Regions from separate parts of the Homo sapiens genome. Here region 2 is linked to region 1. The links are chromatin loops, found by intact Hi-C in ENCODE. Cell type or tissue: PC-9. All regions are shown on one strand. Links, peaks and the distances in the headings refer to the core of each region. The heading gives the core; the rest is flanking DNA.

Region 1 (7,315 bases), core at 2,595-6,594:
TTCACTACTGTTGGGTCAAGAATGTCTTCTCTCTTCTAGCTGGAGTTTCTAGACCACTTTTAGAAGAGGATTAACATCAGATCATTATAGAAATGTAAATATGAATCCCCACGAAGAGCCACTGGCAAAAGCCTAGGACCCAGGGCATTTTCAGAAGTCCCCAGACACCTGCAGTTATGGGCAGTGCAGAATGTCTACCTAGACCCAGCCCTCAGCCTAATAAGCCTAATGAACACAGGAGGCAGGTACACAGTACACAGGCCCCACAGCTCTCCGACGTGGTAGATAATTCAATAACTCTCTGTGAAAACTCCAAAAGAAAACAAAAATTAGAAGACACTGATATAGAACTGCTCTATTTACTCCTTCATTTAAAACCCTAGGAATTAAAGGACAACTTACTTGTCAGGAAGAAGGAAGCTGCTGGGAAATCGATACCACTCTTTTCCCACACAGACATTCACAGGTCTGCCTTCTGGGACAGTGTGGATGGTTGGGTCTGTAGCAATTCGGTAAAATTCTGGATACAAATCAAGGGGCCCGTGATATCCTGGAAGGGAGAACAGTTAGTGAGAGCCAGAGATGAGTAAGATGAGATTCTCACTTTAATTATACTGCTCATTAATGTCGCACTGTAAGCCACAGGAAATTTAAAAGGCAGGAAGGGCCATAGCCATTCCAGCATGAAGCCTGCTCTGCAGGTATAAAATGTCTCTCTAGCTGGGAACACGGTTACAGCAGAGGCCCTATTCTGCAAAAAATAATTGGCTTTCTTGCCCCTCTCTATGCTCCTTCTTCTTTTTACCTTCATTTTCCTTGAGCATATTTTTAATATTATGGATCCAAACAATGATTATAAGAAAGAATATAATCATGAAATGTTAGCCCAAATTTGCATTTTAAGTTTAAGGCTTCCTTAATTTATCAGCATCCATTAAAAGAAAAAAACAACAAAAATAGACAAAAAATGTACAGTTAATCACACTAAAAGGAATTCTCAATCTTCTCTTCAATCCTAAGATACAGAAGTCATATGCCACTCATTAATATTAAGTCTACAGGTTCTCTTTTTAGAAATGGCTTCTTAGTATAAGCCAAATATGTATTATATAATCATGAATCAAGTAAAACCTAAGAGCAAGTGACTCGTCAGTGTAGGTTAAGATATTCTTAGAAGATCTACCTCTGAACAGTGCCACAGAGCGAGAAAATGACAAGAGCCCAAACAGGAAGACAGTTCCTAATGCCAGCCAATTCGATGTCACAGTATAGTGCTCCAGGCGATATCGTTGAAACACAAAGTGGTAACATTTCTGGAAGTACAGAAAACTGTGCTGATAAAAGAAAATATAATTTGTAGAATATACATAATTACAAGACATCACAGTAACATCAAGAGCGAAGCCAAAAAAGAGGTTCTATTAGGGATCTGAGCATTTGCCAACAGTGAGGTACCTACTCCAAACTCTAAGATAAAAGCCAACTCCTCTAAGACTACCTGTAGTCTTGGCCAGGCAGAGGGCTTGCCAACAATAAAATCTCACTAGCTTCATAGGAAAATTATTTGAATATTTTGCTAGCATTTATAGTCCTAATAAGTTATTTTTTTTAAATATTTAAGCAATGCTTTTTTGGTAGTTTTGATATATAAAGTATTCCAATTTGTTTTTGATATAATGAGTACTAATCTTTACTATCAAAGTTTTTATCAAAGCTATTAGTATCAAAAAAAGGTCTCATGACCAAATAAGAAAAAAGAATTCCCCTTATAGAACACTAGGAACATGCTCTTAATTATATGCTGAATGACTTTACAAACTAGATGAATATAATATAAACACACATGCATGAATTCTGCTGTCTTTGAGTACCTTCTACTCAGACTTCTTCCCTTCCTTCCTTCCCTTCTAGACAGAAACTACTTACAGAAAGCAATTTTCCAATATATAACAAATGGCATAAATCTGTTTGAACCTTTTTCATATTTTTTGGAATCTATCCTGAGGAATCAATCTAAATATCTAAATGAAGATATTTATCCTAGCATAATACTGAATAAATGAGCAACCTAAATTCTACCATGAATTATATCCAATAATTACATTATATAAAGTCAAGTCAATATATTACATATTACATAATAATGCTATATATTATATCCAACTCAGAACATTCTACAGCTACTAAAATGATAAGCACAGAGAATGTTACAATATTAAATTAAAAGGGATATAAAGTGGCTGGGTGCGGTGGCTCACGCCTGTAATCCCAGCACTTTGGGAGGCCGAGACGGGAGGATCACAAGGTCATGAGATCGAGACCATCCTGGCTAACACAGTGAAAACCCCGTCTCTACTAAAAATACAAAAATTAGCCGGGCGTGGTGGCGGGCGCCTGTAGTCCCAGCTACCCGGGGGACTGAGGCAGGAGAATGGTGTGAACCCGAGAGGCAGAGCTTGCAGTGAGCCGAGATTGCGCCACTGCACTCCATCCAGCCTGGGCGACAGAGCAAGATTCCGTCTCAAAAAAAAAAAAAGGGGGGGGGGGATATAAAGTTACATGTATACTTATTATTACAACTATAACAAACCTTGGTATATGATATACAAAAATGCTGGGAGGAGTTTTTGTTAGGTTAATGTGACTAATTTTTCTTTTACTACTTCCTAAATTATCTGCAATAAAGTTCAATTACTTTTATAATTAAAATTATTTTTTAAAACTATCACCTAATATTGATGAACCTTGAAAACATTATGTTAAGAAAAGCCAGTCACAAAAGACCACATATCATATGTTTCCATGTATAGGAAATGTTCAGAATAGGCAAATCTATAAGAACAGAAAGTAGATTAATGGTTACTTAGGGCTGGTGAGAGATGAGAAAGGGAATGGGGGAACAATAGCTAAAGGGTACAGGGTTTTTGATCTAAAACTGACTGTGGTGACAACTGCACACATCTGTGAATAGACTAAAAACCACTGAATCATACCCTTTAAATAGGTAAACTGTATGGTTTGTGAATTATATCTCAAAAAACCTGTTAAGAAAAAAACCTATCATCCTAATTATTTTTTTTCTGCCAACTGCAAATGGTAGCAGAGGGCAATACAGGGTTCTGAGGCTACTGAAGCCGTAAGTACAGAGATATTCAAACAGAGTTAAGATGAGCTCTGCCAGAGAATTGACCTGGGCAGGTTTTCAACCAGGATTACAAAGTGCCCCATACTGTGAACTGCCTGCTGTGATCCCAAACTCTTGAGCAAGTTTTGTTATGATCTAGCAGTTCAAAGAGCAGACATTCCATTACTTCTGCCACAGAATGGAATTCTGCAATTGGATTCCTGTTGGTAACAGAGGCAAAGTAACACACAAATTAACACTGCAAACATGTAATCAGCAAATACAAGTATGGTAAACAGCTAAGCAATCAATATAAGAAGGTTTAATAATATGATCTATATCAGGTTTAATGTTATGGATAAAATATCTTAGGTGGAAGCATTCTGTAATTTGCACTTAAGTTTGTGAGCAATTATTTAATAAGTAAAAAAGAATGAGGCAGATACACTTCTCCCTGAAACTCACCTGAAGTGCAGAGAGAGCCACAGCGCCACAGAGACATATAAGTGGATACACAGGGAAAAGAAATCTCTCCTCTTTGTGAGGCTGGATGAAGAAAATTATAAACCAAATATACATTGGAGCCAAGGTAAGCCAATACGGGTGGCCTAAATTCTGAACTGCAAGACACAGAAAAATACCCATCTTTCATTATATTAGAACAAAACAACATATTTAGTTTTAGTGTTATCTTGATCTCAAATTTAGGAGTATGCCCTAGGACACTCCATAGAATGTTTCTACTCTTGTATTCACACTTTCTCCAATGCCATAAAGGCATCAAAAGGAGAGAAGAATATACTCCTTAGCTCTCCCAAGAGATCTAAACTCTAACAACAAGCACAATACTAGATTTGGTTAGGACACATATAAATGTCAAGTTAATGGCTAATAGAACTTAATAAATTCTACGTTAGATGAAGGAAAAATAAGCCGTCTCCTTTAATGAGTCCTGCCACTAAGACGAAAAGTTCCTGAGTTTAACCAAAAGCATAACATAAATTCATTTCTGGGGTTTTAATTCCAATGTTCTGTTTAATTGGTGTCTCTTATCTATACACCAATCAGTCTGTTCAAATAGCCATGGATCAAAGGAAAACAAAATTGTTGGATTCTCAAATTCATTACTGGTTTTCATCAAGCCACAAATGACGGAGTTTGTTTCAAGGCAAACATAAAAATGCTCTTAAAGGAAGTTCAGTGATTGTTTTCTCTCCATTTTGCAATACTCATCCACTCCGGATCCCCAAATTGGAACAAAAATGTACTTAAAGCATGTGAAAGAATTAAAGGAATGTAATGAACACTAAAACCCAAGAACCTGCTGGAAAGTTCCCGTGGTTAGGTACATGAGAAATGAGAGATAAGCCTGCAACCCACAGTGAAGGCATCTCCTACTGCGTTTACAGGAGTGATAATGAGCAACGCAAATGCGGGCAAATGGTAGATAGACAGCGCCCCCTGGTGTCCACCATGTTAACAGTAAGCCAGTTTACAAGATCAGGATTATCGTCAAGATCCACTTTAGCTATGCCTAATTTAGCATTCCTAGGCTATCACTTTCACTGTAGAAATTCTTTAAGGATAAAAATTCTTGAACTACAATAACAAGATTTTGTTTCAACTTTTGCTCTAAGACATTATGGGATTTTAGATAATAATTTAGAATATATACCTTTCTAGGTAGTATATTTTAAGGGGGAGGTTTTTTGTTTTTTGTTTTCTGAGACGGAGTCTCTCTCTGTCACCCAAGCTGAAGTGCAGTGGCACAATCTCGGCTCACTGCAACCTCTACCTCCCAGGTTCGAATGATTCTCCTGCCTCAGCCTCCTTAGTAGCTGGGATTACAGGCATGCATCAACACACCAGGCTAACTGTTGTATTTTTAGTGGAGATGGGGTTTCACAGTGTTGGTCATGCTGGTCTTGAACTTCTGACCTCAGGTGATCCACCCGCCTCGGCCTCTCAAAGTGCTGGGATTACAGGCGTGAGCCACTGTGCCTGGCCTAAGGTGGGGTTTTTTAATTAGAAGAAAATAAATCCACTTATTGTCCACAAGTAAACAGTCCTTTTCTCTTCTGTACCTTAAAGGCTAACGAGTAATCTTTTTTTAATAAGGCAAAAAATTTTGAAATGTCCTCCATAAAATATACAAAATCACAACCACAGCTAGATATGATGAAATCAAGAGTAATTTCTTTCCTGCTTCTTAATAATTTTCTATGGTTTGGGGGACTTTTTTTTTCTCTTGAGACAGGGTCTCGCTCTGTCACCCAGGCTGGAGCATAGTGGCACAACCATGGCTCACTGTAGCCTTGACCTCCTAGGCTTAAGCAATCCTCCCACCTCAGCCTCCCAAGTAGCTGGGACTACAGGTGTGCATCGCCATGCCCGGTTAATTTTTTAATTTTTTTCGTAGTGACAGGGTCTTGCTATCTCACCCAGGCTGGTCTTGAACTCCTGGGTTCAAGCAATCCTCCCACCTCGTGCTCCCAAAATACTGGGATTATAGGCATGAGCCACTGTGCCTGGTCTTTTTTCTCTTAAAAAAGTATTGGTTCTATTCTAAAATCACATAAAAATATAAAGAAAAAAACAGAAAATGTTTTCTTACTAGGTAGATATGTGCATACATTATGCATTTTAAACCAATATTTTATACTTAAAATTTTATCATACTGTAGAGAACAGCTTAATATCCTGTTTTTTTACTGACGTTACAAGCATTTCCAAATTTTCCACAAGCATAAATAATTATTATTGTTGTTTTTAAAAACAGAGACACAGGTCTCACTATGTTGCCCAGAGTGGTCTCGAACTCCTGGGCTCAAGCAATCCTCCCACCGTAGCCTCCCGGGCAGCTGGAACTATATGCACGTGCCACTGCTCCCAGCTATCATAAATTATTTTTATAGTCAGAAAAATAGCTATTTTCAAAAAAAGAAAAAGTGATCCTTAAGAAATAGAAGGGATAGAGGAATAAGTTAACACCTCAAGGGAGCAAACAGCTGAGTCTAAAATGTGGGACATTATGCAAGATGATGGCCTGGTTTCTTTAAAGAAATCTTCGAAAGAAAAAAAGTAAGATGGGGGTCTTCTTAAAAAGCTTAAGAAATATAACACTAAATTCAGTACGTGACCCTTGTTGAGATTCTGCTTTAAACTAACTATAAAAGGCTATTTTTCAGACAATCTAGGAAATCAATGGGTATTAGATGATATTAAGAAATTACTGATAATTTTATTAGGATAATGGCATTATGGCTACGTTGAAACAAAAGTCCTAACACCAAAGAAAAGTGACTCTGAAGGCTGCTCTAATATTCTTATAATACAACGAACTCATTATAAACCATTAATAGTAGAAAAGCAGAATGGAGGTGGGATGGGGGAACTGATCATATGGCATCCAAATCAGACTGCAAAGTCTGAAATTAAATCTTTTTCCAAACCTCATATGAATTTCTGTTCAAATCTGTCTTCCATAAAAGAAATGAGAGGCACTAGATATCCAGAGCCACGACAACTTGAGAAAACACCAGCTGTGCACTACAGAATCAGAGCAAGCAAAGCAAACGACAAACCAAACTTTCTCCAATAAGGCAGACACAGAAACAAAAAGGAACAAAGAAAAGCATCATGCTTCTGAGGAAGTCCAAAGCTTCCCTTACTTCACTATCAAATTTGGGGAAATCCCTGTATGGTTCAGATTTTATACTTTCGTTTGAAGTACTATCTCGTGGATTACCTTAAGCAACCTATCAGGTTAATATACACTTCTTTAAAAGATAGAAAACTCAAATAGGCTTGTTCTCTTCTGAGATTTTTTTTGAGATGGAGTTTTGCTCTTGTCGCTCAGCTGGAGTGCAGCGGCGCAGGGTCTTGGCTCACTACAACCTCTGCCTCCTGGGTTCAAACGATTCTCCTGCCTCAGCCTCCCTAGTAAGTGGGATTACAGGCATCCACCACCATGTCTGGCTAATTTTTGTATTTTTAGTAGAGATGGGGTTTCACCACGTTGGCCAGGCTGGTTTTAATTCCTGACCTCAGGTGATCCACCCGCCTCGGCCTCCCAAAGTGCTGGGATTACAGATGTCAGCCACCGCGCCCGGCCTCCTTCTGAGATTTTATAAATATTTTTACTTCCCTGGGTGATTGTGTAAATTATATTGACTTCCTCACTTAAAGCAA
Region 2 (6,100 bases), core at 2,062-6,061, 280 kb before region 1:
CCAGCAATTTCCCTCAATCAGCTTCATAATCTCATATTTTAACCTTTCCTCATATGTCTTATTTTTTAATAGCTCAGCAACTTTGCTTCACATATGGAGCCCCAACCTCTAGAGTTAACTAGTCTGGGTCAAAGCAGTATCGAATGTAGTGGATTGGAATCCCTGCCAAATTATCTGCCCTACTGCAGAACTGAATATACTAGGAAACAAAACTCCCTGTTTTGGGAAGTGTGTTTTGTGGTTACATTTCAAGCAAAAACTGAGCACATGGTCCTGAAGGACTGATTCACTGCTCTAAAATGCCCAAGGTTCCATTCTTGCTTCAGACAGCCTCGCTCTATCATCTGCCCTGTATCCTGCACTGTGCCCCACAACTCTGGCCCTTATTACACTGCAAGCTTCGCTAGTAGGAATCCTATCTGCCGGTCAGCATCATGGGTCCTGCAACCCATGGCAGCACCTTGCAGGGTAGGCAATCAATGTCTATTGAATGGATGAACAATGCATCTTTTCAGACTGATGTCAAATAGTTTGAATATTTCAGCTTAAAAGTTTGTTTTTCACAGTCCCCCTAGGTGGAGGAGGTAACTGAGTCATTGTAATTGGAATGCCTCCCAAGAAGGAAGCATAGTAACAAGTAAACAGATGCTGGTGAATTGTGCTAACAACTTACTTTATGTCACTCATGCTTGAACTGAGGACCCACTGTTAATCTATAAAGGGAGTAAGGTTGTAATCAGAACAGACCCTCAGCATCTTCCCTTCCCTTTTTTCATTAATGTGTTGTCTCTTCTGGGACCTAGAGATCTCTTCTGTGTTTGTACACAGCCAGTCTTACCCTGCATTTTAATTATTCACTTTCTTTTTCCTCCTCAGGTTTACTAGCCTGAGTTTACCCAACTCCATTTCTATCTCTAATAATTGCACTTCACTTATGTAACAAATATTTGCTAAATGTTAAGGGTTTGCTATGTTCCCGTTGAGCTTGAGCTTATTCATTAAGCTAGTATCATATGGAAATTTAGTAAGTTTGTTTCATAATTGCTATGATTTGAATGTTTGCCCCCTTCAAAACTCAGGTTGGCCAGGCATGTTGGCTCATGCCTGTAATCCCAGCACTTTGGGAGGCTGAGGCAGGAGGATTGCTTGAGCCCGGGAGTTCAAGACCAGGCTGGGCAACATAACGAGACCCCGTCTCTACAAAAAATAAGAAAATTAGCTGGGTGTGGTAGTGCATGCCTATAGTCCCAGCTATGCAGGAGCTGAGGTGAAAGGATTACTTGAGCCCAGAGGTCAAGGTTGCAGTGAGCTCTGATCATGCCACTGCACTCCAGCCGGAGTGACAAGTGACATCCTGTTTCAAAAACAAACCAACCAAGAAAAAAAGACAAAAAAAACCTCATGTAGAAACTTATTCCCCAATGTGGCAGTATTGACAGGTGGGGTCTTTAAGAGATGATTGGGTCATGAGGGCTTTGCCCTCATGGATTAATGGGTTTTCACAGGAGTAGGACTTGTGGCTTTATAAGAAGAGGAACAGAGACCTGAGCTAGCACCCTCAGGCCCCTCACCGTGTTACGCCCTGCGCTGCCTCAGGACTCTATAGAGAGTCTCCACCAGCAAAAAGACGCTCCCACATGCAGCCCCTCAACCTTGGACTTCTCGGCCTCCAGAACTATAAGAAATACATTTTGTTTCTTTATAAATTACCCAGTTTTAGGTATTCTGTTACAAGCAATAGGAAATGGACGAAGACAACCATTTAAAACCGTATTTCCCAACCTTTTTTTCCACTGTGACACACATGACAGATAAAATGTATGTATCAGACAACCACTTTGGTCTCTTTACTCGACAAGCATTCCTGTTTGTTTGTTTGTTTGTTTGTTTTTTGAGACGGAGTCTCGCTCTGTTCCCTAGGCTGGAGTGCAGGGTCATGCGATCTTGGCTCACTGCAGCCTCCACCTCCTGTATTTGCAACTTTTCTTAGTTTGAAATTCTTTAAGGAACAGCATCTGCAAACACAGGTACTGGAATGGTTGGTAACATATTACTTGCAGCACACCTTCCATCTAAGCTCAGCACACAGGGGTTTGCCATGATGTTGGAGTTGAGAGCATCTAAAAGCCTCTGATCCAAGATAAAAATAAATCATTAGTAAAGCTGTCAATCAGTACCCAAGCCCCAGGCTCAGGCCCAGGACCCCAAACCCCACCTTTGTCATTTCCTTGCAGGCTACAGGGAGCCATGTGAGCCACCCCACAGAAGTGAATCCGGAGATTCCTTTCCTCCACAGTTTCCCATCCCTCCCCTGTGAGAACGCAAATAGGTTGTGTGATCTAAGGTGACTTCCAGTTCTAAAATTATTCAATATGATTCTTTTTCTAATTTGTTAAGCATGTTATGCCCACATTACTTCTGAGCTTGTAGTAAGACACACCTAATGGTGGATAGCAAACTGAAGACAGAAGTGTCAAATAAGGTCTAGGAAACTGCAAGCCCAGAGATGGAGAAGCAACAAAGCCAATTATTCTGTACAGCCCCTTCCTTCTTTCTTCCAAAGAACAGTAAATGGTAACTAATGGCTAAAGAATCTTAAGTTATTCTTGAATCTTGAATTTGAACAGCAGAAAGAAATAGTGACTAGAATGAGTCTTTAGAGCCGGGGCACCAGGAGAAACTGGTTTTTAAAACAGAATAATACCATGTATAGGCTGGAGGCAGTGGCTGTAATCCCAGCACTTTGGGAGGCCAAGGCAGACAGATCACGAGGTCAGGAGATCGAGACCATCCTGGCCAACGTGGTGAAACTCCATCTCTACTAAAGATACAAAAATTAGCTGGGCATGGTGGCACGCACCTGTAGTCCCAGCTACTGGGGAGGCTGAGGCAGGAGAATCGCTTGAACCTGGGAGGCAGAGGTTGCAGTGAGCCGAGATCACACCACTGTACTCCAGCCTGGTGACAGAGCATGACTCCGTCTCAAAACACACACACACACACACACACACACACACACACACACACACACACACACACACACACAAAATAATACCATGTATGACAAGGGTCCCCAGCCACCAGGCCAATGACTGGGACCCATCCCTGGCCTGTTAGGAACCGGGCTGCATAGCAGGCAGTGAGCAAGCAATACTGCCTGAGCTCCGCCTCCTGTGAGATCAGTGGCAACATTAGATTCTCATAGGAGTGCGAACCCTATTGTGAACTGCGCATGCGAGGGATCTAGGTTGTGTGCTCCTTATGAGAATTGCTGGCTCACGCCTGTAATTCCAGCACTTTGGGATTCCAAGGTGGGCAGATCACCTGAGGTTAGGAGTTCGAGACCAGCCTGTCCAACATGGTGAAACCCCATCTCTACCAAAAATACAAAAATCAGCCGGGCATAGTGGCTCATGCCTGTAGTCTCAGCTACTTGGGAGGCTGAGGCAGGAGAATTGCTTGAACCAGGGAGCCGGAGGTTGCAGTGAGCCAAGATCGTGCCACTACACTCCAGCCTGGGGGACACAGCGAGACTCCATCTTAAAAAAAAATTGAAAAAAATAAATAAAATATATATATGTAGGATCAAGCAGAATTCACCATTGCTTGACAGCATTGGTGTATTAGGGAAAAGGCCTGTCAGCATTTTTGCCTGATGCAACTTTGCCAGGAAGTTCGAGGCTGCTTTGTTTTCACCACCAGGTGGCAGTATTAGGCTGGCATAGAAATTTTACCTAATTATAATGACCAATTTCTGGCAAGCAACTGCAAAGAGAAAGGGAGGTAAAGATATATGGAGAAATAAGAAAATACAATGCAGGTGAAAATCCTGGGTTCTGGAATCAGGTTGTTGAGTTTCTAAGTCCTATTACTGCTACTTACTGGCTGTGCAATCTTGAACAAACTACATTATTTAACCTCGGTTTCCTCATCTCTAAAATGAAGATAACATTACCTACCTGGAAATGCTGCTATAATAAAAATCACAAAATATGCATAAGGTGCTTGATGCATTTTGTGGGTTGAATTTCATCCATCACCACCACCCCCCTCAGAAAAAGTATTGAACTCCTAACCCCAAATCCCTCAAAAATGTGACCTTTTTTGGAAATAGGGTCATTTCGGATATACTTAGTTAAGATGAAGTCATTAGCATGGAACCCTGTTCCAATGACTGGTGTCCTCAAAAAAAAAAGGCAATTTGGACACAGAAATGCATACAGGGAGAGCGCCATGTGAAGACGAAGGCAAAGATCATGGTGATGCTTCTACAAGCCAAAGAATGCCAAAGATTGTTGGCAAACCACCAGAAACTAGGCAAGAGGTGCGAAACAGATTTCTCTTACCGTCCTCAGAAGGAACCAACCCTGCTGACATCTTGATCTTGGACTCGTACCCTCTAGAATGATGAGAAACCATTTCTGTTGTTTAAGCCACCCAGTTTGTGGTACTTTGTTATGGCAGCCCAAGCAAACTAATAGAACAGATAAGCCCTCATTAAATACTAGCTAGTATTAGTCCTGTACTCTTTTAATCTAATTGTACTGAGACAACAATACTGTTTTTACTGTAAATTATAGCTCACTTTCCAGCTATCATGGGTTTATATATCCTGCCCTCCCCCACAAAATCATGGCATTCTGTGGAGTGACAGAGGGCAAAACCAGGGCAGACATGAGAGTCACAGGGAGGGGGATTTCCATGACACGCAGGAGGATGCCTGCTTACAACAAACACTGTAAGACCTTCACCCCTCCAGGGGCTCACGGAGAGACCATGTGAGCCCTTGGGAGAAGGAAGGATTCCAAGCCCCCAGGTGCGAGTTTTCGCTGATCAATGTGCTACACGGAAGTGATATAGGTGCCGGCTCTTATTGCCAGAGGGCTCTTATTCCACCTGCTGGTGGAAAACAGGTTGGATGTCATAACCTTTAAAACCCCTTCATCTCATCTCAGTGCATACATTTCAGCCACTTTCTTTTGAACGTATAGAAGCTTGGAATAGAAAGTGGGCAGAGCAGGTTGGTGGTAGTTTGTTTCTTTTTCTTTGGTGGGATCTGGAATCCCTAACAGCTAGTTTTACTAAAGACTGAGATTGGCTAGGTAGGATTAAGGCTGAGGAACTGCCCCTAACCCCCTACCGCATGCCACACACCTCCTCACTATTTCATCACCACACCCCCAGCCTCCAAGGCAATGAATAAGAGTGTCGAATAAATTAGCTGGAATAGGCAGCTCTGAAAGTTACCACATTTGGCAGACAATTCATCCCAAATCTTCCCTTCCTCAGGCTCAAAAAGAGACTCAACCTTGCTGGGTAGGCTGGGTGCTGTCCACAGTTAGGGGGATTTGGAGCTGGTTCTATTGCACGTATGATAGAGAAAACAGGAGGGAATACAGTTGCCCTTCTCATTCTCAGGTTCTGCATCCAAGGATTCAACCAACCATGGATGGAAAATATTCAGAAAATACAAAGCAAAATGAATGCTAAGAAAAAGAAAAAAATTTTTAAAAAAGAGAGGAAATATTTGGAAAAAAAACCCAGAAAATGTTATGTTGTTACTGGAGTTCGGCCTAGATGGTTACATTTGTACTGAGCATATGTACAGTACAGGCTTTTTTTTTCTTGTCATTATTCCCTAAGCAATACAGTATAACAATTGTTTATGCAGCATTTACATCGTATTAGGTATTTTAAGTAATCTAGAGACGATTTAAAGTATACTGCATGTAGTGGCTCAGCCTGTAATCCTAGCACTTTGGGAGGCCAAAGCAGGAGGATTGCTTGGGCCCAGGAGTTCCAGACCAGCCTGGGCAACACAGAGAGACACCATCTCTACAAGAAAAAAAAAAAATAGCCAGGAGTTGTGGTGCACACCTGTGGTCCCAGCTACTAGAGAGGCTGAGGTGGGAGGATCAGTTGAGCCCGGGAGGTCGAGACTGCAGAGAGCTACGATTGCACCACCGCACTCCAGACTGGGTGACAGAGCAACACCTTATCTCGAAAAATAAATAAATAAAATAAAATATACAGCAAGATGTGGTTGTATGCAAATATTACACCATTTTATAACAAGGACGTGAGCATCTGTGGATTTTGG

What was found. Hi-C counts contacts between places; a loop is a spot of excess contacts. Peaks named below come from ENCODE experiments on the same cell type or tissue, not always from the same donor. Only the 100,000 strongest peaks of a DNase experiment are listed, where the experiment ranks them.
Region 2: it touches region 1 in a loop (5-fold over the local background); 89 of 110 quality-filtered maps call a loop at or near these places.

Annotation. Positions count from the first base shown.
Region 1 is chr11:111,837,066-111,844,380 of GRCh38, forward strand. It overlaps ALG9 (ALG9 alpha-1,2-mannosyltransferase), which reads right to left. Exons shown (of 15, transcript NM_024740.2): 10 at 3,590-3,744; 11 at 1,184-1,334; 12 at 403-550. Among named protein-coding and RNA genes, the nearest start is that of ALG9, 31 kb to the right of the region's middle. RefSeq lists an enhancer at 1,937-2,438. In PC-9, for the core only: CTCF peaks have their summits at 4,590 (motif pointing left) and 4,791; DNase peaks (open chromatin) are centred at 3,266 and 4,476; H3K27ac peaks cover 3,531 bases.
Region 2 is chr11:111,561,631-111,567,730 of GRCh38, forward strand. It overlaps LAYN (layilin), which reads left to right. Exons shown (of 7, transcript NM_178834.5): 7 at 1-115. Among named protein-coding and RNA genes, the nearest start is that of LAYN, 24 kb to the left of the region's middle. RefSeq lists a silencer at 374-668 and an enhancer at 3,332-3,835. In PC-9, for the core only: CTCF peaks have their summits at 3,696 (motif pointing right) and 3,897; a DNase peak (open chromatin) is centred at 3,701.